Linked DNA regions of Homo sapiens: all the other regions are linked to region 4. A link is an interaction called in ENCODE POLR2A ChIA-PET data of the cell type or tissue named here. Cell type or tissue: B cell. All regions are shown on one strand. Links, peaks and the distances in the headings refer to the core of each region. The heading gives the core; the rest is flanking DNA. Region 1 has its middle 72 kb from the start of LINC00910. Region 2 holds the start of RPL27 (ribosomal protein L27). Region 3 holds the start of BECN1 (beclin 1). Region 4 holds the start of LOC124904147 (U2 spliceosomal RNA).

Region 1 (7,377 bases), core at 1,377-6,376, 52 kb after region 4:
CAGACCAGGAGCAGTGGCTCATGCCTGTAGTCCCAGCCCTTTGGGAGGCTGAGTTGAGCAGATCACAAGGTCAGTAGTTCAAGACCAGCCTGGCCAATATAGTGAAACCCCATCTCTACTAAAAATACAAAAATTAGCAGGGTGTTGTGGTGGGCTCCTGTAATCCCCACTACTTGGGAGGCTGAGGCAGAGAACTGCTTAAACCCAGGAGGCAGAGGTTGCAATGAGCCAAGATCACGCCACTGCACTCTGGCCTGGGTGACAGAGCAAGACTCCATTAAAAAAAAAAAAAAAAGTTAAAATGAGCATACAATTTCAAAAAATTTGCAGCCTGACAATGCGGTAGAAAAGAAAAACCCAGGCCGGGTGCAGTGCCTGATGCCCGTAATCCTAGTACTTTGAGAGGCTGAAGTGGGCAGATCATGAAGTCAAGAGATTGAGACCATCCTGGCCAACCTGGTGAAACTCGGTCTCTACTGAAAATACAAAAATTAGCTGGGCATGGTGGCACACACCTGTAGTCCCAGCTACTCGGGAGGCTGAGGCAGGAGAATCGCTTGAACCCGGGAGGCGGAGGTTGCAATGAGCCGAGATTGTGCCAGTGCACTCCAGCCTGGCAACAGATCAAGACTCCATCTCAAAAAAAAAAAAAAAAAAAAAAAAATTCAGAGGAGAAATTCAAGCTGGCCTCAGAAATTTGCATAAGTAACGAGAAGCCAAATGTTAATCATGAAGACAGTGGGGGGAAATGTCTCCAGGGTATGTCAGAGACCTTCATGTGGCAGACCCTCCCATCACAGGCTTGGAGGCCTAGTAGGAAAAAATGGTTTCATGGGCTGTGCCCAGGGCCCCCCTGCTCTGTGCAGCCTGGGGACTTGGTGCCTTGTATCCCAGCTGCTCCAGCCACAGCTAAAAGGGGCCAAGGTGCAGCTCAGGCTGTGGCTTCAGAGGGTGCAAACCCTAGGCCTTGGCAGCTTTCATGTGGTGTTGTGCCTGCGAGTGCACAGAAGTCAAGAATTGAGGCTTGGGAACCTCTGCCAAGATTTCAGAGGATGTGTAGAAATGCCTGGATGTCCAGGTAGAGGTGGGCTGCAGGGGTGGAGCCCTCATGGAGAACCACTGCTAGGGCAGTGCAAAGGGAAATTGTGGGGTGCAAGCCCTCACACAGACTCCCAACTGGGGCAGTGCCTAGTGGAGCTGCAAGAAAAGAGTCACTGTCCTCCAGACCCCAGAATGGTAGCTCCACTGACAGCTTGCACCTTGCTCCTGGAAAAGCCACAGACACTCAAGGCCTGCCTGTGAAAGCAGCTGGGAGGGGGGGCTATACCCTGCAAAGCCACAGGGGCAGAGCTGCCAAGGCCATGGGAGCCCACCTCTTGCATCAGTGTGACCTGGACATGAGACATGGAGTCAAAGGAAATCATTTTGGGGCTTTAAGATTTGACTGCTGCCAGGCATGTCGGCTCACTCCTGTAATTCCAGCACTTTGGGAGGCCAAGGTGGGAGGATCGCTTGAGTTCAGGAGTTCAAGACCAGCCTGGCCAACATGGTGAAACTCCGTCTCTACTAAAAATACAAAAAAAATTAGCCAGGCATTGTGGCATGTGCCTGTAATCCCAGCTACTCAGGAGGCTGAGGCAGAAGAATTGCTTGAACCCGGGAGGTGGAGGTTGCAGTGAGCCAAGATCATGCCACTGCACTCCAGCCTGGGTGACAGAGCAAGACTCCATCTCAAAAAAAAAAAAAAAAAAAAAAAGATTTGACTGCTCCACTGGACTTCAGACTTGCATAGGAGATCTGTAACCCCTTTGTTTTGGCCAATTTCTCCCATTTTGAACAGCTGTATTTACTCAATGCCTGTACCCTCATTGTATCTAGGAATTAACAAACTTGCTTTTTTTTTTTTCTTTTTGAGACAGAGTCTCACTCTGTCACCCAGGCTGGAGTGCAGTGCCATGATCTTGGCTCACTGCAACCTCTGCCTCCTGGGTTCAAGCGATTCTCCTGCTTCGGCCTCTCGAGTAGCTGGGATTACAGGCATGTGCCACCACGCCCGGCTAATTTTTTTGTATTTTTAGTAGAGATGGGGTTTCACTATGTTGGCCAGACTGGTCTCAAACTCCCGAACTCAGATGATCTGCCTGCCTTGGCCTCCCAAAGTGCTGGGATCACAGGCATGAGCCACCATGCCCGACCCTAACTTGCTTTTGATTGTACAGGCTGGTAGGCGGAAGGGACTTGCCTTGTCTCAGATGAGACTTTGGACTGTAGACTTTTGAGTTAATGCTGAAATAAGACTTTGGGAGACTGTTGGGAAGGCATGATAGGTTTTGAAATGTGAGGACATGAGATTTGGGAGGGGCTACAGCAAAATGATATGGTTTGGCTGTGTCCCCACCCAAGTCTCATCTTGAATTGTAGCTCCCATAATTCCCACGTGTCATGGGAGGGACCCAGTGGGAGGTAATTGAATCATGGGGCCAGGACTTTTCCATATTGTTCTCATGATAGTGAATAAGTCTCACAAGATCTGATGGTTTTATAAAGGGGAGTTCCCTTGCACAAGTTCTCTCTCACCTTCCACCATGTAAGACATGCCTTTCACCTTCCACCATGATTGTGAGGCTTCCCCAGCCACGTGGAACTGTGAGTCCATTAAACCTCTTTTTCTTTATAAATTACCCAGTCTCCGGTATGTTTTTATTAGCAGCACGAGCACAGACTAATGCAGACTTATTGGGCCCCAGGTAGCAAATGTGGGATGTCTATTTTCCCCCAGCTTGCCCAGGGTTAAGGTGAGCCCAGTCAGCTTCCACCAGTTACACTCAGTGACACAGGTGCAGTTTGTTAGAGTTGGTGCAGTTAGATTAGTTGGAGGTGGGCCCAAGGACTTTGGGGATGCGGGTTGAGGGGGTGGGGAGTGGGGTGACAGGTACCAAAGGGTAGCAGAGGGAGGGATGGTAGAGGTGATTGGAGAGTGTGACCCTCGAAGTGGATGGGGTTATGGCAATCGACAATGACATGACCTAGGGTTAGACCAGGGAAGTGAGTGGCTGGGGTAGTCAAAGCTGAGGTCAAGGAATTGGGGAACCAGGGTGTCGATTGATGACAGGAGTTATGCTGGAGAAAGTCAGTGCTCCAGGAGCTAAAAACCTTCAAGGAATAAAGTAAGTGTTGGCATGGAGTGACCAGCAGCCAGGAGAGACAACAGCAACAAGGAGAGGTAGTGGGCAGCACAGGTGCAAGGCACAATGGAGTGAGAGGTGGGGAGAGCAAACAGAAAGAGGAAAGCAATGTCTTCAGCGGGAGGATAGAGCAAACGAAGAAAGGGGGGCCGGGCACAGTGGCTCACACCTGTAATCCCAGCACTTTGGGAGGCCAGTGCGGGTGGATCACCTGAGTTTGGCAGTTTGAGACCAGCCTGACCATCATGGAGAAACCCCATCTCTACTAAAAATACAAAAAAAATTTAGCCGGGCGTGGTGGCACATGCCTGTAATCCCAGCTACTCTGGAGGCTGAGGCAGGAGAATCGCTTGAACCCAGGAGGTGGAGGTTGCAGTGAGCCGAGATCGCACCATTGCACTCCAGCCTAGGCAACAAGAGTGAAACTCAGCCTCAAAAAAAAAAAAAAAAGAAGAAGAAGAAGAAGAAGAAGAAAGGAGGCTGGGAATAGGGAGGATGGTAGGAAAATTAGCAAGGTTTCAGGAATCAGACATGGGATAAGAGACCGGAGCTTCTTGTGACTGGCGGGCATAGGGCAGAAATGCAGAACTGTGGGATCGTTCTACAGTGAGTGGCAGATACCTGGAAGGCAGCTGCAGCCTTAGGTCTTGGCTCTCACTAATTGGGTGATGTCACCTCTGTCCAAGCAGTCGATCCCAGGAGCCTCCGAAGACCACCAGAGCAGTCCTTAGTGCCAGGTGAGTCTGCTAAAATAAAAACACAACGCTTTGCCGAGAAGCGGGGTAAAAAAAAGCTTTATCGCCGGCTGCAATCGAATTTCGGGGACAGGCCGGGTGCAGTAACTCAGGCCTGTAATCCCAGCACTTTGGGAGGCCCAAACGGGTGGATCACTTTGAGGCCAGGCGTTCGAGACCAACCTGGCCAACATGGCAAAACCCCGTCTCTACTAAAAATGCAAAAAATTAGCCAGTCATGGTGGGCACGTGCCTGTAATCCCAGCTACTCAGGAGGCTGAGGCACAAGAATCACCTGAACTTGGGAGGCAGAGGTTGCAGTAAGCCCAGATCTGGCCACTGCACTCCAGCCGGGGTTGGGGGTTGTGGGGGACAGAGTGAGACTATCTTAAAAAAAAAAAAAAAAAAAAAAAAAAAAAAAAGGAAGTGGAGACTAGCCACAGACCCAAAAGAAAACGAGCAAAAATGTAAAGCCTACTTTTGGCAATTGCTCATGTGGAGAGGAATGAATGCAGTGTTCTTGAAATTATTGAAATATTAGATCCGGAAGCTGAAGTGGGAGAACCATCTGAGTCCAGGAAGTCGAGATCATAGTGAACTCTCATCCCGCCACTGCACTCCAGCCTGGATGACAAAAGTGACACTCTATAAGACAAAAAAAAAAAAAAAAAAAGGCGGGGAGGGGGCTGGTCACACATACTCTCACCTAGACAAGGATATTGACGACCAATTCTGAAGCATGATATAACGCAATAAGAACGTGAATATAACAAAGTATAACCTTTAAAACACAACGCTCACTCACCTAAAAAATCGTTCACCTTTGTTTGAAGTACTACAACCTCCCAACCCCACCGTTTTCTCCAAAAACCCCCTCAACACAGCATTCTCAGAAACAAAAAGAAAGAACGCACACACTAAGCTAGGAAAAACACACATAATTACACCTCACCACAAACAGAGATCTGGAAAAATTTGTCGAATCCAGCATCTTTGCCTTCGCCATTACCACCCTCATATCACCATATTACACCCACGGTGAGCAACGATAGGGGCAATTGACAACTTCGTTTCTCAATAGGCCTGTTGAAAACAGCAAGCCTTTGGGCATGGTTTATAGTTGGCTACGTTTTCAAGTGAATTCTCAGCTCTGTTTTTGCCCCGTGGCTGAAGCGCCATTTCTAATTTGCATGTCTCGCCCTTTCCCGCGTGGGTAGGCGTGGCTACGGCGATCTGAGTCCCCGCTGCGGTCCAGCTCTGCTCGCAGCGGCCGGCCGAAGCTGGGCTGGGGCTCCCGGTCTGGACCATCCGGGGGTCAAGACAGTGGTCAGGGGGAAATGCGCGTGGGCGTCACTAGCGGTCTGTGGAAGGGAGTTGGAGGAGAGTGGTCCGAGCTCTTTTGAGGAAAGCCATCAGGTCATCACTGTAAAGACTGGAGCGTCCCGCGGCCTGGCTGGGTCCCAAGCGAAGGCGGAGCCGACGAGGCCCCGCCGCCCCCCACCCCCTTCCCGGGGCCACAGAGAGAAGTCGGGTCGCGAGACCGCGCCGAGGGGGCTGCCGCCCTGGGAGTCACAGCCCCGTCCGCGCGCCTTGCCCTGTCGGCGGGGCACTGGGGGCAAACCACTTAACCTCCGGACTCTGTTTCCCCAGCTGGAAAGCAGAAACACCAATGCCTACCTCGTGGGGTGGAGGGAGCAGAAACGGAGCCGAGGAAGGGACCGTGGCTCGGTAGTCTGCAATGTGAGTCAGAGTTTCCCACAAGCTTCCCCAGAAGGGGTCATGACTGTGAAATGACTGAGACAATAAAATAGGAAGCATTTACTGTTTGGCTTAGGCTCTGTGTTAAGTGCTCTCCTCATTACAAACTTGCAAAAGTTACATACAGATGCAGAAGCTGAGGCAGAGAGGTTAAGCAGCTTGCCCAAGACCACAGGGAGGTAGGATTTGAACCTAGGTGCACTGGCCACAGCATCTTCCCCATCACTCCATCCACCTGTGAAGCAGAGAGCCTAGAGCCAAAAATGGATACCTAGAGAAAGATAATTTGTTCTTGTGTGTCCAGCACTCTGTGAGACAAAGCACTGAGCCTGAGACACAAGTCTTCTGTCTGCAGAGAGGCAAGAACCAAGCTGTCTGCTGCAGCAGTTGAGAAGAGCCTCGGCCCTGGCACTGTGGCTCATGCCTGTAATCCCAACACTTTGGGAGGCCGAAATGGGAGGATCACTTGAGCCCAGGAGTTCGAGACCAGCCTTGACAACAAAGTGAGAGCCCCATCTCTACAAAAAAAAAAAAAAAAAAAAAACCAGAAAATCTACCGGGCGTGGTGGAGCAGGCTTGTAGTCCCAGTGACTGGGGAGACTGAGCTTGGGGGACTACTTGAGCCCTGGGAGGACCACTTGAGCCCTGGGAAAACAGCTTGAGCCCCAGGAGGCCAAAGTGGCAATGAGCTGTGATCAGGCCACTGCACTCCACTCCAACCTGGGGGACCGACTGAGACCCTATCTCAAAAAAAAAAAAAAAAAAAAAAAAAACAAATAGCCAGGCAGGGTGGCTCACACCTGTAATCCCAGTACTTTGGGAGGCCTAGGCGGGCAGATCATCTGAGGTCAGGAGTTCGAGACTGGCCTGGCCAACATGGTGAAACCTCCTCTCTACCAAAAATACAAAAAATTAGCCAGGCGTGGTGGTGGGCACCTGTAATCCCAGCTACTTGGGGGGCTGAGGTGGGAGAATCGCTTGAACCCAGAGGCGGAGGCTGTAGTCAGCCACAATGGCACCATTGCACTCCAGCCTGGGAGACAGAGCAAGACTCCGTCTCAAAAAAAAAAAAAAAAAAAAAAAAGTCGGGCATGGTTGGTGGGTGCCTGTAATCCCAGCTAATCGGGAGGCTGAAGCAGGAGAATTGCTTGAGCCTGGGAGGTGGAGATTGCAATGAGCCAAGACCATGCCACCCACTGCACTCCAGCCTGGGCAACTGAGCGAGACGCCGTATCAAAAAAAAAAAAAAAAAAAAAAAAAAGCAAGGGAAAACAGCTTAGGCAAGTCACTCCTCTGAGGCTTATTTTTTTTCCTGTATAAAACAGGAATCTTAAAATCTAGTCTGTAGTCCTGGCGTTCTCTACCCTCATCCACACAGGGTCTCTGTTCTCTTTTACCTGGCTTTATTCTACTCGGTGGCACCTGTCACCCCACATTTTATACAATGATACGTTTATTGCATTTTAGCATAGTAGAATGTAAGCTCCAGAGCAGGAATCTTTGTCGCTTGTTCACTTTTATATGACTGGCACCCTGAACAATGCCTGGCATATAGTAGCCACTCAGTATATATTTTTTGAATGAATGAATGAATATTAAATATATTAATATTTCCTACAATAGAAAGTGATTAGTAAATCTCCTGGCTTGTGGTAAGTATCATGACCCTGCAGGGCTCACTATTTTACTGCCTCTCTGCT
Region 2 (7,377 bases), core at 1,651-6,650, 370 kb after region 4:
GGGAATCAGGGTCTGACTCCTTAGAAGCAACCATCAAAAGCCATGTCCCGATGACATTATCTGAAAATTCACACTTTTTTTTTTTTGAGACGGAGTCTGAATCTTTCGTCCAGGCTGGACTGCAGTGGTGTGATCTCAGCTCATTGCAAGTTCCGCCTCCCGGGTTCACGCCATTCTCCTGCCTCAGCCTCCCGAGTAGCTGGGACTACAGGTGCCCGCCATCAGGCCTGGCTAATTTTTTGTATTTTTTTAGTAGAGACGGGGTTTCACAGTGTTAGCCAGGACGGTCTTGATCTCCTGACCTCGTGATCCGCCCGCCTTGGCCTCCCAAAATGCTGGGATTATAGGCGTGAGTCACCGCATCCGGCCTGAAAATTCACTTTTAACATTTATTGGATTCAAGCCAATAAAATGTAAAATTCAATGTTTCATTCTCAATTTCCCACAACTACTTTATTTTTCTAGCTAAGAATCATCAAATGAGGCCCTCCCCCACTTTTTGAGACACAGTCTCGCTGTTGCCCAGGCTGGAGTGCAGTGGCGCAATCTCGGCTCACTGCAACCTCCGCCTCCTAGGTTCACGCCCTTCTCCTGCCTCAGCCTTGCGAGTAGCTGGGACTACTACAGGCGCCTGCCACCATGCCTGGCTAATTTTTTGTACTTTCAGTAGAGACGGGGTTTCACTGTGTTAGCCAGGATGGTCTCGATCTCCTGATCTCGTGATCCGCTTGCCTCGGCCTCCCAAAGTGCTGGGATTACAAGCCTGAGCCACTGTGCCCGGCCAAATTAGGCCTTCTTGACTTTCATCATGACAGTTAGCTAACTTTCTACTTGAAATCATTTCCTTATTGTTCAAGTTCTGCCAATGCAGTCACTCTCATGACAGCCCAAACACTAGCTGCCTCAACCCCACCACATCCCAGCACCCAAGAAACAGCTCTCTCTGCCCTTTTATTATTATTTTTATTTTTTGAGATGGAGTCTCGCTCTGTCACCCAGGCTGGAGTGCAGTGGTGCCATCTCAGCTCACTGTAGCCTCCACCTCCCAAACTCAAGCGATTCTCCCACCTCAGCCTCCGGAATAGCTGGGATTACATGTGCCAGCCACCATGCCCAGCTAATTTTTTTTAGTAGAGATGAGATTTCATCACGTTGGCCAGGTTGGTCTCGAACTCCTGACCTCAAGCGATCCACCTGCCTCGGCCTCCCAAAGTGCTGGGATTACAGGCGTGAGCCATGGTGTCCGGCCTCTCTCTGCCCCTTTAGGTCAGCCAACCCAGAGTAAATGTGCAATACCAGCAGCAAACTTTAAGGTGCATGCTGCTGGGTTCTGGCAATTATTGTTCAGGACTTTCTCAATTCTCGCACCTCTTTTGCTGGAGGTGCAGTGGTGTGATCTCGGCTCCCTGCAATCTCCACCTCCCAGGTTCACCGTGTTAGCCAGTGCGGTCTCGATCTCCTGACCCTGTGATCCGCTCGCCTCGGCCTCCCAAAGTGCTGGGATTGTAGGCGTGAGCCACTGTGCCCGGCCTTGCACCTCTTTGAGACGGAGCTTTGCTCTCCTTGCCCAGGCTGGAGTACAATGGTGTGATCTTGGCTCACTGCAACCTCCACCTCCCGGGTTCAAGCGATTCTTCTGCCTCAGCCTCCCAAATAGCTGGGATTACAGGATTACCATGCCCAGCTAATTTTGTATTTTTAGTAGAGACAGGGTTTCACCATGTTGGTCAGGCTAGTCTCAAACTCCTGACCTCAGGTGATCCATCCGCCTTGGCCTCCCAAAGTGATGGGATTACAGGCGTGAGCCATTGTGCCCGGCCTCTTGTACTTCTTAAAAAACACTTGTACTGGCCGGGCACGGTGGCTCACGCCTGTAATCCCAGCACTTTGGGAGGCTGAGGTGGGCAGATCACGAGGTCAGGAGATCGAGACCATCCTGGCTAACATGGTGAAACCCCGTCTCTACTAAAAATACAAAAAAAAAAAAATTAGCCAGGTGTGGTGGCAGGTGCCTGTACTCCCAGCTACTCGGGAGGCTGAGGCAGAAGAATGGTGTGAGATCCCGCCACTGCACTCCAACCTGGGCGACTCCGTCTCAAAAAAAAACAAAACAAAACAAAACACTGTACTAAGACAGTGTATGTCCCCAGACTAAAGGGCCCAACAGGTGAGTAAAATTAATTGGGGAAGACTTGCTTTCACGCACTCACAGACTTTTTGAAACCTATTGTATTTATCCTTGAGGGTGGAACAGTGGAAGAGGGCAGATCAGACCCCATGCCTGTGTTTACTGTGGATGGAAAACAATCTTTACCCAACACTTAAAAGATGGATCAAAGGCAAAACTGGAAACCATAGCCACTTTATGAGTTGAAGATGAACATTTTGGAAATGATATCCCTTCCTGGTGTTGGAATGGCTGCAAGGTCTGTCTCATTATTCAACAGAGCAGGGAGAAGAAATTTAAATTCTAGTTCTTGAAATGCTCACCTTGTGGGCATTAGGTGATTGTAGTTATACACTTTCACAAAAGATTTTATCTTTGATCTCTTGGCGATCTTCTTCTTGCCCATGGCAGCTGTCACTTTGCGGGGGTAGCGGTCAATTCCAGCCACCAGAGCATGGCTGTAGGGGCGATCTGAGGTGCCATCATCAATGTTCTAAATGAGTAAGAATTACATTTGTTATTCACTGAGGGCCTATTTAGGCCCTGTGTTAGAGGTAGTGCAGTGTCCAAAAAATATTTCCACCCTCAGGTCTCCAAGATCCACCATTATAAAGAGAAAAATCACAGAAAGCTATGAGAAATGACCAAAGAGAAACAGAACAGTGTTTATCTCCATCAGGAAGCATCTGGAACGGCTTACTAGAGGTAAGAGATTTAAAAGTAGCAACAGTTAACATTTAAGAAGTACTTGCTATATGCCAAGCACTGCTCACAGGACTTGGTATCTATTCACTTGCTCCACTGCTAGTGAAGTGTACAGCCAAGGTTAAGACACCACAGCCTAACTCCAGAGATCAGTCTCAGGAGATGGGAGAGGGGAATCCAGGGGTACTCCAGTGTCCCCACAACAACAAAACGCAGTGGTGTATGTGGCCAGAGCCTAGGGAACTCTCTCAAGAAGCTACAAAATCATGGATAAGAGGAAAACAGTGAGGGGCTATGTGACCTTTCTAAAAGCAATTTCCTCCTCTTCTTACAGATTCCCAGCTGCAGCACTTCAGGTAAATAACAGAACACCTCCAAACCTTAGCAACAGGAAGGAACCCCCTATAGCTGGGGATGGTGGCACGCACCTGTAGTCCCAGCCACTCGAGAGGCTGAGATGGGAGACTCGCTTGAGCCCGGGAGGTCGAGGCTGCAGTGATCACGCCACTGCACTTAGCCTGGACAGAGATCCCGTCTCAAAAAAAAAAAAAAGAAAAGAAAAGAAAAGGAATCCCCTATGATTACTTCAAGGACTGCACATGACAATACCTGAAAGGCAGTGGGAGCACATAGCAAGCGTGCAATGTCAGCCACTATTACTATATATTTAAAGCCTCTGGTGGAGAAGGCTTTATGCGTTGGGAGCCCAATTCAGCTCACATTTGCTTTTACTGTGCTTCTTCCTCTCTCAAAAACTCTCCCACGTTCACCCTGACCGTGCTCACTGGCTACTGCCCCAGAAACAGGCCTTGAATTCCAAGCCTGCCCGCCCCGCCGCAGCCAGCCTGGTCCCGGCATGCAAGGACGCAGAGTCCCGCGAGGCTGATACCTTCACGATGACAGCTTTGCGTCCGGAGTAGCGTCCAGCCAGGACAAGCACCACCTTCCCAGGTTTCATGAACTTGCCCATTTCTGCAGAGAGCAAGGAGAAAGGGCCACTTAAAAATCCGTAAAGCCAAAGATGCCCAGAGCTGACTCCTGCCAGCAAGCCCAGGTCTTGGGCCGGAACTTCAGACTGTGTTCACTGTCGCCTTGGTCAAGGCCGCCCGAGGGCCCTGCTCGCAGGACAGGATCGGATACGTAGCCGCCAGAGACCTAGGGAAGGAATGCACCCGGCGCCGCCCGGACCTTCGACCCCCAAGCCGCGGATGGCAGCGGATTGAAAGATTCAACCCAAGCTTCTACTTACCGGCAGCAACCACCCGGCCCTACCAGCAAAAAGGAAAGAAGGACACTTCCGCTAACCTTTCACCCCGGTGAGGAGTGACCTCACTTCCTGTCCCGCCCTTCAGGCTTTGCCACGCTGATTGTGTGGTGCTGAGTCTCGTGTTGCGGGCGGAAGAAGCTCATGAGGGAAACGCAGGGCGCGGCAGCTCAAGTATTCGAATGAAACTTTATTAGCAGCTCCAGCAGTAGACAAGAGCAAAGGAGACTCCTCCCGGCCGACGGAAGAGCTGGGAGGGCGACTGTGCTGTGCGCTCTGGACTCAGCAGCTAGGCTTTGTTGTAGTTCCTTTCTCTGGCGCTAGGAGGGGGAACACAATCTGAAATTTACTTTTTCTCTTGGGAGACACAGGGAAAAAAATAGGGCATTTATTGGTGCCTGTCGGGGGCACTGTTAGCTAAAGAGGGAGGGACAAAGATCAGTAAGGGTGGCTGGTCCGATAGTAGTGGGTTATCAGAACTTATCAACGTTAGGGTCACTAAAGTTGGTATACAACCCCCCACTGCTAAATTTGGTTTTAAAAAAACAAACAAAAAGGATATTTACCCCCAACAGTTAAAGTCTAGTGGTGTCACTGACATTACCAACTAGAATAAGCATGAGGGAGGTAGAGGAGAAGAATGGCAGCTGCTTACCCTGTGCCAGGTCAGGTTAATCTATTTATGCACATCATCTGATTTGGTCATCATAACACTAAGAAATAGATACTATTATCTCCATTCTAGAGTCGAGGAAACTGGCTTAGAGAGATTTGCCCGAAGTCTATAGTGGTTAAATAGTGGAGCTGGGGCTCAGCCTCAAGCAGTTCAACTCCTGAACCCATACTGTTTACCATGTCACCATCCTGAGCAGCGATTCTCTCCCAGGCAAGATGTGAGCACTTTATACAAGCCGGCAGCCTGTTTAATCCTCACAACTCTGCATCTTGGGCATTCTCCTCCCATTTAGACATGAGGAAATTGCAATTCAGAGAGGATAAATTGCTTGTCTGAGGTTAATCCTAATCAGTGGCATAGATGGGATTCAAATCTAGGTCTGAATCTAGGTCTAGTTGGCTCTCAAACTGAATTATTTCCCATCACTCACCAGAAGAGTGTTTTCACATGGTACCTTATGTGCTTTCCGAGTTTAAGGGAAAGATAAACTATCTCACAGTTTTTGCTTATCTGAACCTATAGGATTTGTCTTGGGCAAGATGTGGAACAACCAGGATTTCATCAGTTCTCTCCTGAAGCTCTCCAGTGATACAATTTTCCCTGTATCCCTCAGGATCCCATTGCAATGGCTTTTGTTTTGTTTTTTGAGACAGGGTCTCGCTCTGTCACCCAGGCTGAATGGTGTGTAGCACAATCATGGCTCACTGTAGCCTCAACCTCCTGGGCTCGTGATCCCCCCACCTCAGCCTCCTGAGTAGCTAGGACTTCAGGTATGTGCCACCATGCCCGTGTAATTTGAAGAAAAAAACAAAAACAAAATCAAAGAACTTTTTTTTGGTAGAGATGGGGACTCACTATATTGCCCAGGCTGGTCTCAAAAACTTCTGGGATTAAGTGATCCTCCTACCTGAGCCTCCCAAAGTGTTGGGATTACAGGCGACGCAGCACCGTGCCCGGCCCCATTACAATTTTTTTTTTTTTCAGACGGAGTCTCATTTTGTCACCCAGGCTGGAGTGCAGTGGCGCGATCTCAGCTCACTGCAACCTCCACCTCCCGGGTTCAAGCGATTCTCCTGCCTCAGCCTCCTAAGTAGCTGGGACTATAGGCTCCTGCCACCACACCCGGCTAATTTTTATATTTTTTGTAGAGATGGAGTTTCGCCATGTTGGCCAGGCTGGTCTCGAACTCCCAGCCTCAAGTGATCCGCTTGCCTCGAACTCCCAAAGTGCTGGGATTACAGGCATGAGCCACCACGCCTGGCCTCCAATGGTTTTTAAAATGTCTTTTTCTTATATATTTCATTTTTTAAAGAGATGAGGTCTTGCTATGTTGCCGGGCTTGAATGCAGTGGCTATTGACAGGTGTGATGTAGCTTCAAACTCCTAGCCTCAAGCGATCCTCCCATTTCAGCTTCCCAAGTAGCTAGGACTAAGCCACCTTACCCTCCAAATCAAATCAGTAACTAAATCCTCTGAATTTTGTCTTATGTCTTTTATTTTTGAGATGGAGTCTCACTTTGTTGCCCAGGCTGGAGTGCAGTGGCATGATCTTGGCTCACTGCAATCTCCGCCTCCTGAGCTCAAGCAGTTCTCCTGCCTCAGCCTCCCGAGTAACTGGGACTACAGGCGCATGCCACCACGCCTGGCTAATTTAGTATCTTTAGTAGAGATGGGGTTTCACCATGTTGGCCAGGCTGGTCTCGAACTCCTGACCTCAGGTGATCCACCCACCTTGGCCTCCCAAAGTGCTGGGATTACAAGCGTGAGCCACCATGCCCAGCGGGATGCTTGTTATTTTTTTTGAGACGGAGTCTCCCTCTCGCTCCCAGGCTGGAGTGCAGTGGCGAGATCTCGGCTCACTGCAAGCTCCGCCTCCCGGGTTCATGCCATTCTCCTGCCTCAGCCTCCCGAGTAGCTGGGACTACAGGCACCCGCCACCACGCCCAGCTAATTTTTTGTATTTTTTAGTAGAGACAGGGTTTTACCATGTTAGCCAGGATGGTCTTGATCTGCTGACCTTGTGATCCACCCGCCTAGGCCTCCCAAAGTGCTGGGATTACAGGTGTGAGGCACCGCGCCTGGCCCCCGGGATGCTTATTAAAGAAGTATCTCCAACCTCAGAGATAGTCATTCTGGTCTGGAGTGGAGCCATATGATCTATAGATCTTATTTTGAGCAACAGCTTTAAACAACTCTTTTTCTTGAAAAGTTCTTCACTTTTCTTGAACTCCATTGTTGGCTTATTCAATAGTATGAACTTTCACTCCTTTCCTTCCTTACTACCTTTCCTGCAGCATAAATTTCTGACTCCCCCACCCTTCACATACCCCCTGGGCTGTTCCTTGTGTCTTTTTCTTCCTCTCCAAGTAACCAGGCAAAATCCTATTCAAATTCTATCCATCCTTCAAGGTTATTCCAGAATTCTCCCAGGCAGAATTAATCTCTCCTTTCTCTGGGCTCTCTCAGCAATCCAGTCTGTACTTACCTTTATTAGAGAACATAATCTTAGTTTGGATATGAGTGGTTCTCATCTCAAAGTGTGGTTCCCAGAGCAGCAGCATCACC
Region 3 (7,310 bases), core at 2,311-7,310, 540 kb after region 4:
ATAACTGTCCACCTAGTTGTTCAAACCAAAAACCTAACAGTCAACCTTGATTCCTCTCTTTTCCTCGTCTCTCCACATTCAACCCATCAGCAGGTCCTGTCAGCTTTCCCTGTATAATGCATCCTGTATGAGTGTGCTTTCCTCCATCTCTTGTTACCCTGGCCAAAGCCACTGTCATCCTTTGCTAGGACTATTACAATAGGCTCCTATCTGGTCTCTCCATTTCCACTCTTGCCACCCCCCACCAACTGTCACATTCTGTTCTTCACTCAGCACCAAAATTTATCATTGATTGATTGACTGACTGAGACAGGGTCTTGCTATGTTGTCCAAGTTGGTCTCGAACTCCTGGCTCAAGTGATCCTCCCGCCTCAGCCTCCTGAGGAGCTGGGATTACAGGTGCACACCAGGCCAGCTCAAAATAATCTGCTAATATGTCAGCCACAGAGATGGTAGCATCTACTCAAGCTGAATATACCTAAAGAGAGAGAGAGAAAGAGAAAGAGAGAGAGAGAGATCCCAGAAACCTCAACTCTAGGGACCCACCCAAGAGAAATGCATAAATATATTCACCAAAAGACATGAACAAGAATGTTCATAGCAACACTATTCACAATAGACCAAACTGGAAACTACCCAGATGCCTCTTAACAGCAAGAGAGATATCTATATTTTAATATAGTCACACAATGGAATACTACAAAGTATTGAGAATGTATGAACTAAAACTACACAAGGTGGGTGAATCTCATGATGAGCGAAAGGAAACAAGAGTATGTCATGTATGATTCCATTTACATGAAATTCAAAAAACAGTCAAAACTCAATCTAGGGTGTTAGAATTGACAATATTGTTTGCCCTTAGGGTGGGCATCAATTAGAGGGTGGCATGGGAGAGGGAGTTGGGTACTGGTTACATTGACGTGTTCATTTTGTAAAAATTCATTGAAAATACATGTATGATTTGTGTCTTTTCCCCTATGTATTCTATCCCCCCGTAAATAGTTTCTTTTTAAGTCAGCCAGTCAAGTCTCTTCCCTACTTACCACCCTCAGTGGTTTCCAGATAACATAGGCCTTCCTGAATCCCCCAGTTGAAGCAGCTCCTCCCACCCTGCCCCCACTTACTCTCTATCACATCACCTTCTTACCTACTGTATTAGCTTTCTAGGGCTGCTGTAGCAAAGTACCACAAAGTGGATGGCTTAGAACCAAAGAAATATATTGTCTCAGAGTTCTGGATGCCAGAAATCCAAAATTAAGGTGTCAGCAGGACCATGTTCCTTCTAAGGGAGCCAGAGAAGTATCTGTTCCAGACCTCTTTCCTGGCTTTTGGTAGCCTCAGGTCTTCCTTGGCTTACAGATCACCCTGTGTCTCTTTACATCATCTTCCCTCAGACACGGTACATGTCTGTCTCTGTGTCCAGATTGCCCCTATTTATAAGGACGCAGTCATATTGGTCTAGGGCTAACATCAATGACCTCATCTGCAACGATCCTATTTCCAAAAAAGGTCACATTCCCATGTGTTAGTCCCAGATGTTAGGACTTCAACATCTTTTGGGGGACATCATTCAACCCATAATATCTGCCATTATCTGAAATTATCTTATTAACTTGGTTACATGTTTACTGTCAAATTCTCTCCTCTGGAATATAAACTATTAGAGCAGTTCACCAGTATATCCTCTCAGACCTAGAATAGGGACTGGCACATAGTAGATGCTCAATAAACATCTGTTGAATCGATGACTGAGGATATGTTGTGTATTATTCACAATCCCTCAAGCACTACATACACTGATTACATATACTTCCCAAGTGTGAGGATACACAGAGCATTCACTATGTAACAGTCATTCCCCTCCATTCCAAATGTATCAGCTCATTTATCACACTACCCTTTATGATATTTACTACTGTATACTATTAATCTCATTTTGTAAATAAGAAAACAAAGCACAGAACAGTTGAATAAATTGCATAAGGTCACATGGTTAGTGGATGGTAAAGAACCAGGTGGTCTCAACTTCCAAATCCTCAGTTGTAACACTATACCCCCTACCTCTCTAGAAGCCCGTTACTTCTCTATGCGTTTCTGAGATGTTAGGGACAGCCAAGCAGGAAGAAACGCAGGACTATGAAGCAGCCACACCAGGACTAGGTGAGAATTCTTTGGGGATGATTCCAGTCACCTCCCCTAAAGGGGCTTTCATGCTGAAAGAGCCAAGAGGAAGAAGGATTGTAAACACTATCCCTAGTCACAAAACCGGGAGAAAAATCAATCTAGTTCCACATATCACATCCAATACCAACTATAAGAAACCACATACATTTAAAAGAAAAGAAAGACACTTCTGGAGGTGGGAATAACTTTCTAAGCAGTATAAGTCATCAAGAAAAATAAGCAGATTTGACTTGAAAATTTAAAACTTCCTGAACATCTGGAAAATAATTAAAGCATTCATGAAAAATTACTAAAAATACTGAGAAAAATACTAATAATCCAATACCTAAATAATCAAAGAATGCAAACATAATTCAGAAAAAAGTAACTACTGCTTGAGCCCGGGAGGCGGAGATTCCAGTGAGCTGATATTGCACCACTGCACTCCAGCCTGGGTGACAGAGTGAGACCGTGTCTCTTTTTTTTTTTTTTTTTAAAAAAAGGCCGGGCATGGTGGCTCACACCTGTAATCCCAGCACTTTGGGAGGCCAAGGCGGGCAGATCAGGAGGTCAGGAGATTGAGACCATCCTGGCTAACATGGTGAAACCGTCTCCACTAAAAATATAAAAAATTAGCCGGGTGTAGTGGTGGGCGCCTGTAGTCCCAGCTACTCGGGAGGCTGAGACAGGAGAATGGCGTGAACCCAGGAGGCAGAGGTTGCAGTGAGCCGAGATGGCACCACTGCACTCCAGCCTGGGCAACAGAGCAAGACTCCATCTCAAAAAAAAAAAAAAAAGTAACTACAATAAGCAAATACATAGCAAAAAGTTCAGCCTTACCAGCAATCAATGATGCTAATTAAAATAACAAGGAAGTGCCATTTTTTGCTTTTGTTCCCCAAATATATGATACCCAATACTGGCCAAGGCAATATGAAAACAGGCTTCCTCATACATTACTGGAAGCAGAATATAGTTATGTGCAAGCACTTTGGAAAATGATTCCCAGTGTTAAGGAAGAGACATTAAATAGCTGACACACTCTTAATTCTGTAGTCCCAGTTATGAGTCTCTATCATAAGTAGCCAGCTCTTCATTGCAGGATTATTGTAATCACCCACAGGGGAAATAGTAGAATTTCCAGCGGTAAAAAAATACACTAAGGCAGTACATTTAGTGTAGTGTAATGTAGCCATGATAACTACAATAACTGTGTAGCAACATAGAAAAATGTTAAATTTAAAAAGCAGAAGCCTGGGCAACAAAGTGAGACCCCATCTCTTTTTTTTTTTGAGATGGCGTCTCGCTCTGTCACCGAGGCTGGAGTGCAGTGTGAGACCACATCTCTACAAAAAATTTTAAAAATTAGCTGGGCATGGTAGTGATCACCTGTGGTCCCTGCTACACTGGAGGTTGAAGCAAGAGGATTGCTTGAGCCAGGAAGTCAAATCTGCAGTGAGCCATGTTTGTTTGTTCCGCTTCACTCCAGCCTGGGTAACAGAGTAAGACACTGTCTCAAAATAAAAATAAAATAGACAATACTACATACAATTTTGGGTTAAGCAGTGGTTTCTTTTACACCAAAAGCATAAACATTGGACTTTATTGAAATGAAAAACTTTTGGCCAGGCACATTGGCTCACACCTGTAATCTCAGCACTTTGGGAGGCCACAGTGGGGGATTGCAAGGGGAGATGGGAAATGTTCTAAAACTGGATTATGGTGATAGTTGGGCAACTGTGTAAATTTACTAAAAATTATTGAACTGTACATTTAAAAAGTGTGAGTCTTATGGTATGTAAATTATACCCCATAAAGTTGTTTTTAAAAATGAAGTAAGTCCCTCTGCTCAAGACCCAGTCATCTCATCTCATTCAAAGTGAAAGCCAGAGCTTTACAATCCCTATAAGAGCCTAGGTGGTAGCTCAACACTCTTACCTCCCTCACCCCATTTTCTGTATCTCTTTTCGTTGCCCATCTTCTAGCCACACCAGCCTCTGCTAATCCCCAAACAGGTACCCTCTGTGCTCTTGCTGTTCCCTTGGCCTAGAATGCTCTTCCTTAAGATGCAGGTAAGAATTCCTTCCTCACCTTCTTCAAGCTTTTATTTGAATATCACTTTCTTTTTTTGTTGGTTTTGTGTGTGTGTGTGGGGGGGGGGGGTTTGAGATGGAGTTTCCTTCTGTCGCCCAGGCTGGAGTGCAGTGGCATGATCTCGACTCACTGCAACCTCCGCCTCCGGGGGTCAAGCGATTTTCCTACCCCAGCCTCCTGAGTAGCTGGGATTACAGGCGCACGCCACCATGCCCAGCTAATTGTATTTTTTAGTAGAGACGGGATTTAACCATTTTGGCCAGGCTGGTCTCGAACTCCTGACCTTGTGATCCGCCCGCCTCGGCCTCCCAAAGTGCTGGAATTACAAGCGTGAGCCACCATGCCCGGCCTTTTGTTGTTGCTGTTGTTGTTCTGAGATGGAGCCTTGCCCTGTCGCCCAGGCTGGAGTGCAGTGGCCCGATCTCGGCTCACTGCAACCTCCACCTCCCAGGTTCAAGCGATTCTCCTGCCTCAGCCTCCCGAGTAGCTGGGATTAAGCTGGGATTATAGGCGTGCCCCACCACGCCCGGCTAGTTTTTGTATTTTTAGTAGAGACGGGGTTTCACTGTGTTGGCCAGGCTGGTCTCGAACTCCTGACCTCACGTGATCCGCCCTCCTCGGCCTCCCCAAGTGCTGAGATTACAGGCGTGAGCCACCGCGCCCGCCGCCCCCTGAATTTAGAGAATAGCGGAGCCTCCCCATTCTCTGCGGCCTTGGCTCCTACACTTCCCGTGGTAACCTTGTTCATCCGCTGAAGCCCGCTGCTTTTCCCAGCCCGGCCTCTGGGGGCCGCTGCCGGGCCTGTGAGCCTGTGGACCAGGAGCTCCTGCTGCCGTCGTAGCGTCACGTCCGGTCTCGGGCGGAAGTTTTCCGGCGGCTACCGGGAAGTCGCTGAAGACAGAGCGATGGTAGTTCTGGAGGCCTCGCTCCGGGGCCGACCCGAGGCCACAGTGCCTCCGCGGTAGACCGGACTTGGGTGACGGGCTCCGGGCTCCCGAGGTGAAGAGCATCGGGGGCTGAGGTGGGACCTTAGAAGGGAGTCTGGGAACCCTCACGGCTCTTATTGGAGTCCCTTCCCTGACCCTGGGCTCTAAACTGCCTTTGCTCAGGCTGTCCCGGAAGCAGGTCCTCCCCGTATCATACCATTCCTAGAGGGAACGGCGCAGGTTGGGACTTCCCTCCCTTTACCATCGTCACCAAGGCATGTGGTAACCCCGGGCCGGAGGTCAAGGGCGTCGCTTCTCCCTAATGTTGCCTCTTTTCCACGGCCTCAGGGATGGAAGGGTCTAAGACGTCCAACAACAGCACCATGCAGGTGAGCTTCGTGTGCCAGCGCTGCAGCCAGCCCCTGAAACTGGACACGAGTTTCAAGATCCTGGACCGTGTCACCATCCAGGAACTCACAGGTCAGCGAGACCCTTGGAAAGAGGGTGGTCAAGAATGTGGAAGGTGGGCAGCTTTGGTGATATAATTCTTATGGTGGCTGTGTAGTCTGCCACAAACTCATCGTGTGAACCTAGGAAAGTCACTTCATCTGGCTCCCTGTTTTCTCCTTGGAAACATAAAGCATTCTGACATTGTGGACTTCTGAGAGCTTTCCGACCGGGCGCGGTGGCTCACGCCTGTAATCCCAGCATTTTGGGAGACCGAGGCGGGCAGATCACCTGAGGTCAGGAGTTCGAGACCAGCCTGGCCAACATGGCGAAACCCCTCTCTACTAAAAATACAAAAATTAGCCGGGCGTGATGGCACGTGCCTGTAGTCCCAGCTACTCGGGAGGTTGAGGCAGGAGAATCGCTTGAACCGGTGAGGTGGAGTTTGCAGTGAGCTGAGATCGCACCACTGCACTCCAGCCTGGGCAACAGAGCGAGGCTCCGTCTCAAAAAAAGAGAGCTTTCAGTAGCAAAAGAAAGATCCTTATTTTCTGCTCCTGCTGTTTCAGAGAAAAGGAATATGTATATATAATAATAAATGGTATTTTTTGAGGACTTACTATATAGTAATACCAAGTGCATTACACGTATTACTTCATTTAGTCCCTGTAACAACCCGTACGGGGTATACCGTCATTACATCATTTTTCAGATGAAGAACCGAGGCACAGAGAGGTTAAGTGACTTACCTAAGGTCCAACAGCTGGTAAATGGAGTAGAGTCTTAAAGTCTGAAGAATTTGCTGGATGTGATGGCTCACGCCTGTAATCTCAGTGCTTTGGGAGGCTGAGGTGGGAGGATCGCTTGAGCCCAGGAGTTCAAGACCAACCTGAGCAACCTAGCAGAGATCTTGTCTCTAAAAAAAAAAAAAAATTGCTGGGTGTGGTGGGTGGTGGAGGCTGAGGCAGGAGGATCACTTGAGCCCAGGAGGTCAAAGCTGCAGGAAGCTATGATCATGCCACTGCACTGCAGCTTGGGCAACAGTGCAAGACCCTGTCTCAAAAAATAAATTAATTAAAAAGGCCAGGAGTGGTGGTTCACACCTGTGATCCCAGCACTATGGGAGGCTGAGGCAGGTGGATCACTTGAGCAGGAGTTTGAGACCAGCCTGGGCAACACAGTAAGACCCTGTCTCTATAATTAAAAAAAATAAAAAACCCCAAAATCCCGCAAAGTCAGAAGAATTCAGATTAAGTCAGACAGTAAAAGAGAAGACTGAATAGGCAGCTTAAATAAGCTTATGGGCCTGGAGTCAGCCTGCTTGGGTTTAAATCCTGGCTGTCATTTACTAGCTGAACAACTTTTTGCAAGTTACTTCATTTCTCCAAGCCTTGGTTTCTGATTTTTTCTGTAAAACGTTAAACTGCCTCATAAAGAATTTATAAAGTTCAAATATGACAAACCACAGAAACACTTAGGAATTTGCTGGGCAAATAGTATTCAATAAGTATTAGCTGCTATTATTACCTGGTTTCTCTTTCTTGAGGGGAAATTAGCTCTTTTTTTTGTTTGTTTGTTTGAGACGGAGTCTCACTCTGTTGCCAGGCTGGAGTGCAGTGGCGCGATCTCGGCTCACTGCAACCTCTGCCTCCCGGGTTCAAGTGATTGTCCTGCGTC
Region 4 (7,377 bases), core at 1,579-6,578:
ACGCTCCTTTCCACTTTCATGTTCTGCCTGTACACCTGGTTCCTCTTTTAAGTTCCTAGAAGATAGCAGTAGCAGAATTAGTGAAAGTATTAAAGTCTTTGATCTCTCTGATAAGTGCATAGAAAAAATGCTGACATATGTGGTCCTCTCTCTGCTTCTGCTACCACAAAGAAGACCCCCATGTGATTTGCTTGACCTTATCAATCACTTGGGATGACTCACTCTCCTTACCCTGCCCCCTTGCCTTGTATACAATAAATAGCAGCACCTTCAGGCATTCGGGGCCACTACTGGACTCCGTGCATTGATGGTAGTGGCCCCCTGGGCCCAGCTGTCTTTCCTACTATCTCTTAGTCTCGTGTCATATTTTTCTACCGTCTCTCGTCTCTGCACACGAAGAGAACAACCCGCAAGGCCCAGTAGGGCTGGACCCTACAGTTACAGAGAACAGGAATCTATAAACTCATTCCATAAAACAAAGGAAAATTTGTTTTTCTTCTCCTTATGTTGAGGGATTGCTGAGAGAGTCTCCAGAGCACATTAGATAATATTATCAAGACTTTTCCTGGGTCTGGGCTGTGCCCGTTGCTGCCTCTGGGACAAGTCGGCCTAATACATGAAAATTTATTTCTCTTTCTTTTTAATTTTATTTTTCTTTAATTTCCCACCTTAAAACCACAAAAATTAGCCGGGCATGGTGGTGCATGCCTGTAAACCCAGCCACTTGGGAGGCTGAGGTGGGAGAATCTCTTGAAACCTGGAGGCAGAGGCCGCAGTGAGTCAAGATCGTGCCACTGCATTTCAGCCTGAGCAACAGAGTGAGACTCCATCTCAAAAAAAAAAAAGCGGGGGGGAGGAGAGGGGGGGAAGAAAGAAACTTATTTATTTCATTGGAAGACCTGTAAAAGAACAAAGGTCATGAAATATCAGTATGTACATCTAGAATTGCTCCAAAAAGAAACGGAAATGAATGGGGGCTCGGGGTGGGAAGAAGAATGGATTAGTCAGCTATAACTTTGGGTCCAAGGGACCCTGGTGGTATAGTGGGGGTTAACTTTGCAATCACTGACTCAGGTGAGCCTCTTAGTGTTGAGAAGTGAAATCATCCTGTTTCCCTAATGTATAGATCTTACATTTTCCAGACAGCTGATTCTCACTTTCTTCTTCAACCTCCAAAGAACCTCAGCTGACTACCTTGCTTTCTATGTCCCCAGGGGAATAGAAACAATCAGAGGAAACTTCCGTGAGTTCCCAGGACACATCCACCCACCTCCTCCACGTGTAACCACCACCTCTACCTTCCCCTCTGGTGCTGTGGATGAGCCATCCGTGCTCCTGGCAAAGGCCCACCTGCCACTTGGGCACAGGAACCCATCCATCCCTCCTTACCTCTGGTAACTCTCCCTCTCTCTCTCCTGCATCCTTCATATTCTCTGGGTTGTATTCTCTTCCAGCCCCCACCCCCTGCCCACCTCCAGCATGTAAAAGTGCTGTTATTGTTTCCACTTTAAAACAAACCCTAAAAATAAGTAAATAAAATAAACCCTACCCTGACCCCACTTCACTCTATAGTTACCATCTCATTTCCCTTCTTTTAACAGGAAAACTCCTCCAAACACTTGTCTATATTTGTCCCTGTCATTCTCTCTCTCTCCCCCCTCTCTCTATTTTTTATTTTATTTTATTTTATTTATTTATTTATTTGAGACGGAGTCTCACTCTGTCACCCAGGCTGGAGTGCAGTGGCATAATCTTGGCTCACTGGAACCCCTACCTCTTGTGTTAAAGCAATTCTCCTGCCTCAACCACCTGAGTAGCTGGGATTACAGGCGCCCACCACCTCGCTGGGCTAATTTTTGAATTTGTAATTGAGATGGGGTTTCACCATGGTAGCCAGGCTGGTCTCAAACTCCTGACCTCAAGCGATCTGCCCACCTCCGTCTCTCAAAGTGCTGGGATTAGAGGTGTGAGCCACCACGCCCGGCCTATTTATTTTTTTGAGACAGAGTCTCCCTCTGTTGTCCAAGCTAGAGTGCAGTGATACCATCTCGGCTCACTGCCACCTCTGCCTCCCAGGTTCAAGTGACTCTCCTGCCTCAGCCTCCCTAGTAGCTGGGATTACAGCCATGCACCACCACACCTGGCTAATTTTTGTATTTTTAGTAGAGATGGGGTTTCACCACGTTGGCCAGGGTGGTCTTGAGCTCCTGACCTCAGGTGATCTGCCCACCTCAGCCTCTCAAAGTGCTGGGATTACGGGCATGAGCTGCTGTGCCCAGCCTCAATTATTTTAATCTTTGAATAACTTCGGACTTGCAGAAAAGTTAAAAGACTTACATGGAGAACTTCTCTACCCTCTTCCCCATCCCCGCAAGGTACACAGTTGGTAAAGCGAGAAGTCTGGGGTTCAGTGACACACTTCTTAACTCCCAAGTTCGTGCTCTTTCTTTTCTCTCTCTCTCTCTCTCTGTTGTCTCTCCCTCCCTCCTTCACTCCCTCTCTCTCCCCTTGATGGCCACATTTACTTTATAATTTTCTCTCTCACTCTTTCTCTGTCTCACTCTCTCTTACACAACACACACACTCATAAGAAGACACCTATATACATTTTTTTCCTGAACCATTGGTAAGTAATTTGCACACAGGATGTCCCTTCACCCCCCAGTCCACCAATACTTCGGTGTGTTTCCTAAGAACAAAGGCCTTCTGGAAGTTTCACATTAATTCCATACTGGATCTACAGTCCGAGTTCAGATTTCACCAATTGTCCCAATAAAGTCCTTTAGGTTTTTCTGGCCCAGGATCACTTGTCACTTTTGGTTGTCAGGTCTCTTTAAGTCTCCTTCAGCCTTATGTGTTGTCGACCTTTTTTTTTTGAGACAGAGTCTCACTCTGTTCCCCAGGCTGGAGTGCAGAGTGGTGCTATCTTAGCTCACTGCAACCTCTGCCTCCCGGGTTCAAGAGATTCTCCTGCCTCAGCCTCCCAAGTAGCTGGGATTACAGGCCCCTGCCACCACACCAGAGTAATTTTTGTATTTTTAGTAGAGATAGGGTTTCACCACATTGGTCAGGCTGGTCTTGAACTCCTGACCTCAAATGATCCGCTCGCCTCGGCTTCCCAAAGTGCTGAAATTACAGGCGTGAGCCACTGCGCCTGGCAGACTTTTTTTTTTTTTTGGAGACGTAGTTTCGCTTTTGTCGCCCAGGCTGAATGTGGCAGTCGCTCTGGCCAAACCCTTGGAGTCACCCTCCACTCCTTTCTCTCACCCCTCATCCCAACTGTCCGCAAAGGCCATCAGCTCTGCTTTCAAAGTACACCCAGAATCTGGCCACTCCTCAGCCCCCGCACTGCCCCCATCCTGGCCCAAGCCCTCGCGCTCTCTTTCCTGGGAGTGTGCTATGGTCTCCTCGCCGGTCTTCCGGTTTCTCGGCTCTGGCCCCCTGTGGCTTGTCTGAGCTCTCGCGTTCACAGGGAAGTAGTGGTCGCGCTCACTGGGCTACCGCCCTCCCTCTGCGCGCCCCCTCCGGGGGCAGGGAGCCCACGAGGCCCAGCCCGATCCTACCCCCTCCTGGGTCACCTCCTGGACCCCCGCTCCTCCCGCCCAGCCCCCCGCCCCGTGCCGCCCCAGCCACTCGGTCCTCCGGGCCCACCCCAGGGCGTCGGAACTGGTGGTTCCCTCGGCGGTTCCAGGCCCCTCTCCTCCTTCCCGGGCAGAAGCAGCTTCGCAGCGCCACTCACTGAGCGGAGATTACCAGGGCCCGTTTCCCAAGGCTCCGCCCAGCCCTCGAACCTGTGGGAGCGAGCGCTCCCTCGCCTCAACGAAAACTCGCCGGTCGAGACGGTTGAGAAATGGCTAGAGGGACGGAGACCTAAGTGCCTGTTTCTGTGTGGTCAACTATACAAAATATGTAATTACATGTCTATAACATATAATAAAGTAAGTCCAGACCGGGCACGGTGGCTCACGCCTGTAATCCCAGCACTTTGGGAGGCCAAGGCGGGCGGATCACGAGGTCAGGAGTTCCAGACCAGTCTGGCCAACATAGTGAAACCCAGTCTCTACTAAAAATACAAAAATTTAGCCTAATGTGCTGGTGTACGCCTGTAATCCCAGCTACTCGGGAGGCTGAGGCAGGAGAATTGCGTGAACCCGGGAAGCGGAGGCTGCAAGAGCCGAGATGGCGGCACTGCACTCCAGCCCGGGCAACAGTGCGAGAATCCGTCTTAAATAAATACATAAAGCAAGTCCAGCAAGATGATGTTAGATGGTGGTAATAGGGCCAGCCTGCGGGGAGGACGGAGCTCGGAGCCTGTGGGGCGGGGCATGCAAATATAAAATGGCTGTTTCGCTCAGGAGCTATGGGAACAAAAAGAGAAAGCGAATATCCCCCCCAAATTTGTAACAGTATTACTTATGCAATGTTACAAATTGTAACAAGGAACACTGTGTGAACTTAGGGAAGAGAGTGCTTCTTTACTTGAGGATCATTTTTCTTACCGTGACCTCAGGATGAGTGGGAGAAGGAGTGCTGTGGCCGAAAGAAAGGGCTTGTTTCTTTTTTGGCTTTTTGACTAAGATCCAATGTAGCATGTTTTTTTCAGTTGAATAACTGATTTTTTTTGGTCTGAGGACGATATATTTAAGTGGGGTTTTGGAATAGAAAGATGAAATAGGAGCTGGTTTTTTCCACTCTGCGCATCGACTTGGTATTGCCGTGTTTCCAAAGAGGGTCAAAACACGTTTTACAAAGAACAGATTTACTTACATTCGCGTTGGTTTCATTATGTGGTGTTGTGTATGTGTGTGTGTGTTTTTGTGTTGTATAAGGAAAGTATTGGTGGGTGGTATTACTTCTTTGCTTCTAACCGGATTGAGAATAAGGGAATGCGTATTGGGAAAGTACGCCGCCGAGTCCTGAAACTGGGGACAAGGGTGCTTGTTGGCATCCTGATATGCCAAGGAGGTGCATTGCTAATTTCTGGACTCCAGACAGTTAAAACGTGAAGAAAGCAGGGTGGTCATCCATAAGCCAACGCCAGAAGCGACGTTGTTTAGTCTTCCCCAATGTTGCAGTTACTTTTGCTCTCATTTTTCATATTATTGCTTCCCAACTGCTCACATTTTTTCTTTTTTGTTTTTTTTGATACCGAGTCTCACTCTGTTGCCTAGGCTGGAGTGAAGTGGCCTCATGTCGGCTCACTGCAACCTCTGCCTCTCGGATTCAAGCGATCCTCCCGCCCCAGCCTCCCGAGTAGCTGGGACTACAGGCGTTCGCTACCATGGCTGGCTAATTTTTGTATTTTTAGGAGAGAGGGAGTTTCACCATGTCGGCCAGGTTTGTCTCCTGAACTCAAGTGATCCGCCCGCCTTGGCCTCCCAAAATGCTAGGGTTACAGGCCTGAGCCACCGCGCCCGACCTTTATTTGACTTCTTAGTCAGGGAGCTGAAGCCTGGTCCCTGCGAGTAAGAAAGCCTGGTCCCTGCGAATAAGAAAGGTTTGGGTAGGAGGCCTCATCGGAGGCATCTTGCAGTTAGCCAAGAGTGGGGAGAACTTTTTTCTTGTGGTTTCCGTAGGAGCTTAACTGCAGTAGAATAAAACATCAGTTACATTTCTAAGGTCTTGACTCCAAACCTTGGCTCCTAGACAGCATTCCAGCACCCACCCAGGGCTTGAGGGAGCTCACTGCCCTAAAGGGAGGGACATAATCCTGGCTGGCTTGGCCACCTGATCCTAGAGCTCTACTGCTTTGAGGGGGCATAGGTGGTAGCAGGTAGTGGATCTAGCAGGCCTTTGAGTGAGACCTGGTGCTGTGCTGGGTTTGGGTCTGAACCAGCACAGGGTTGCTTAGGCATCTCAGCACAGAGAGAGACTCCATTTATTTAGGAGAAAGTAAGGGAAAAGAACAAGAGTCTCTGCCTGGTAATCCAGAGGATTCTTTCAGATCTCATCCAAGACCACTGTTGCGGGAAGCTGGGGACCCTGAATGGAGGGACCGGCTGAAGCCATGGCAGAAGAATATAAATTGTGAAGATTTCATGGACATTTATTAGTTCCCCAAATTAATACTTTTATAATTTCTTACGCCTGTCTTTACTGCAATCTCTGAACATAAATTGTGAAGATTTCATGGACGCTTATCACTTCCCCAGTCAATACCCTTGTGATTTCCTATGCCTGTCTTTACTTTAATCTCTTAATCCCGTCATCTTCGTAAGCTGAGGAGGATGTATGTCACCTCAGGACCCTGTGATGATTGTGTAAATTGCACAAATTGTAGAGCATGTGTATTTGAACAACATGAATTCTGGGCGCCTTGAAAAAAGAACAGGATAACAGCAATGTTCAGGGAACAAGAGAGATAACCTTAAACTCTGACCACCGGTGAGCTGGGCAGAACAGAGCCATATTTCTCTTCTTTCAAAAGCAAATGGGAAAATATTGCTGAATTCTTTTTCTCAGCAAGGAACATCCCTGAGAAAGAGAATGCGTCCCTGAGGGTAGGCCTCTAAAATGGCTGCTTCGGGGGGCGGCCATCTTTTATGGTCGAAGCTGTAGGGATGAAATAAGCCCCAGTCTCCCATAGCGCTCCCAGGCTTATTAGGACGAGGAAATTCCCGCCGAATAAATTTTGGTCAGACCAGTTGTCTGCTCTCAAACCCTGTCTCCTGATAAGATGTTATCAATGACAATGTGTGCCTGAAACTTCCTTAGCAATTTTAATTTTGCCCCAGTCCTGTGGTCCTGTGATCTTGCCCTGCCTCCATTTGCCTTGTGATATTCTATTACCTTGTGAAGCACATGATCTCTGTGACCCACACCCTGTTCGTACACTCCCTCCCCTTTTGAAAATCACTAATAAAAACTTGCTGGTTTTATGGCTCAGGGGGCATCACGGAACCTGCCAACATGTGATGTCTCCCCCAGACACCCAGCTTTAAAATTTATCTCTTTTGTACTCTGTCCCTTTATTTCTCAGACTGGCCGACACTTCAGGAAAATAGAAAAGAACTACGTAAAATATCAGGGGTGAATTTTGCCTGATAGCTGGCTGAATTTCCCCCAATAACCACCAGGGTAGTACCTCTACAAGTCTGTAAGAATCACAGCATGATTGGACTTGGGGCACACATATCCTGGAATACCCAGAAAGCCTTCCCAAGAAAGACACACAGAAACAAGCCCAGACTGTGAAAAATACAGTAAATACCTAATTCTTCCATACGCAGACAAAACAAACATCCACAAACATCAAGATCATCCAAGAAAACATGGTCTCACCAAACCACATTTGTTCAATTCCAGAGGAACTGAGACGTGACATTTCAGACAGAGAATTCAAAATAGCCATTTTGAGGAAATTTAAAGAAACTAGAG

The links. Peaks named below come from ENCODE experiments on the same cell type or tissue, not always from the same donor. Only the 100,000 strongest peaks of a DNase experiment are listed, where the experiment ranks them.
Region 1: POLR2A ChIA-PET joins it to region 4 with 53 read pairs; 33 of 35 experiments call an interaction of 5 or more read pairs at or near these places.
Region 2: POLR2A ChIA-PET joins it to region 4 with 18 read pairs; 23 of 35 experiments call an interaction of 5 or more read pairs at or near these places.
Region 3: POLR2A ChIA-PET joins it to region 4 with 18 read pairs; 10 of 35 experiments call an interaction of 5 or more read pairs at or near these places.

The regions. Positions count from the first base shown.
Region 1 is chr17:43,313,438-43,320,814 of GRCh38, reverse strand. No RefSeq gene overlaps it. Among named protein-coding and RNA genes, the nearest start is that of LINC00910, 72 kb to the left of the region's middle. RefSeq lists enhancers at 4,140-4,772, 4,773-5,410. In B cell, for the core only: no CTCF peak of the experiment used is centred there; DNase peaks (open chromatin) are centred at 4,189 and 5,960; H3K4me3 peaks cover 613 bases; H3K27ac peaks cover 412 bases.
Region 2 is chr17:42,995,216-43,002,592 of GRCh38, reverse strand. It overlaps RPL27 (ribosomal protein L27), which reads right to left and starts at 4,174. Exons shown (of 5, transcript NM_000988.5): 1 at 4,122-4,174; 2 at 3,762-3,844; 3 at 2,491-2,660. The coding sequence starts at 3,842. It overlaps LOC124904006 (a long non-coding RNA gene), which reads left to right and starts at 2,660. Exons shown (of 2, transcript XR_007065759.1): 1 at 2,660-2,872; 2 at 3,207-7,377. RefSeq lists enhancers at 3,713-3,822, 3,893-4,132, 4,143-4,452, 3,418-4,617. In B cell, for the core only: a CTCF peak has its summit at 4,447; DNase peaks (open chromatin) are centred at 3,172 and 4,282; H3K4me3 peaks cover 1,766 bases; H3K27ac peaks cover 3,202 bases.
Region 3 is chr17:42,822,104-42,829,413 of GRCh38, reverse strand. It overlaps BECN1 (beclin 1), which reads left to right and starts at 5,132. Exons shown (of 12, transcript NM_001313998.2): 1 at 5,132-5,259; 2 at 5,535-5,666. The coding sequence starts at 5,537. It overlaps MIR6781 (microRNA 6781), which reads left to right and starts at 5,471; the gene lies at 5,471-5,534. RefSeq lists enhancers at 4,203-4,769, 4,774-4,903, 4,770-5,338, 5,339-5,905. In B cell, for the core only: CTCF peaks have their summits at 4,829 and 5,028; a DNase peak (open chromatin) is centred at 5,093; H3K4me3 peaks cover 1,338 bases; H3K27ac peaks cover 1,416 bases.
Region 4 is chr17:43,365,264-43,372,640 of GRCh38, reverse strand. It overlaps LINC00910 (long intergenic non-protein coding RNA 910), which reads left to right. Exons shown (of 6, transcript NR_027412.1): 5 at 1,215-1,394; 6 at 1,602-2,796. LOC124904147 (U2 spliceosomal RNA) reads left to right here and starts at 4,554; the gene lies at 4,554-4,742. LOC105371785 (a long non-coding RNA gene) reads right to left here and starts at 4,005. Exons shown (of 2, transcript XR_007065761.1): 1 at 3,652-4,005; 2 at 1-55. RefSeq lists silencers at 3,454-3,613, 4,164-4,223, 4,746-5,040 and an enhancer at 3,507-4,346. In B cell, for the core only: no CTCF peak of the experiment used is centred there; DNase peaks (open chromatin) are centred at 3,320, 3,700 and 4,330; H3K4me3 peaks cover 2,340 bases; H3K27ac peaks cover 3,157 bases.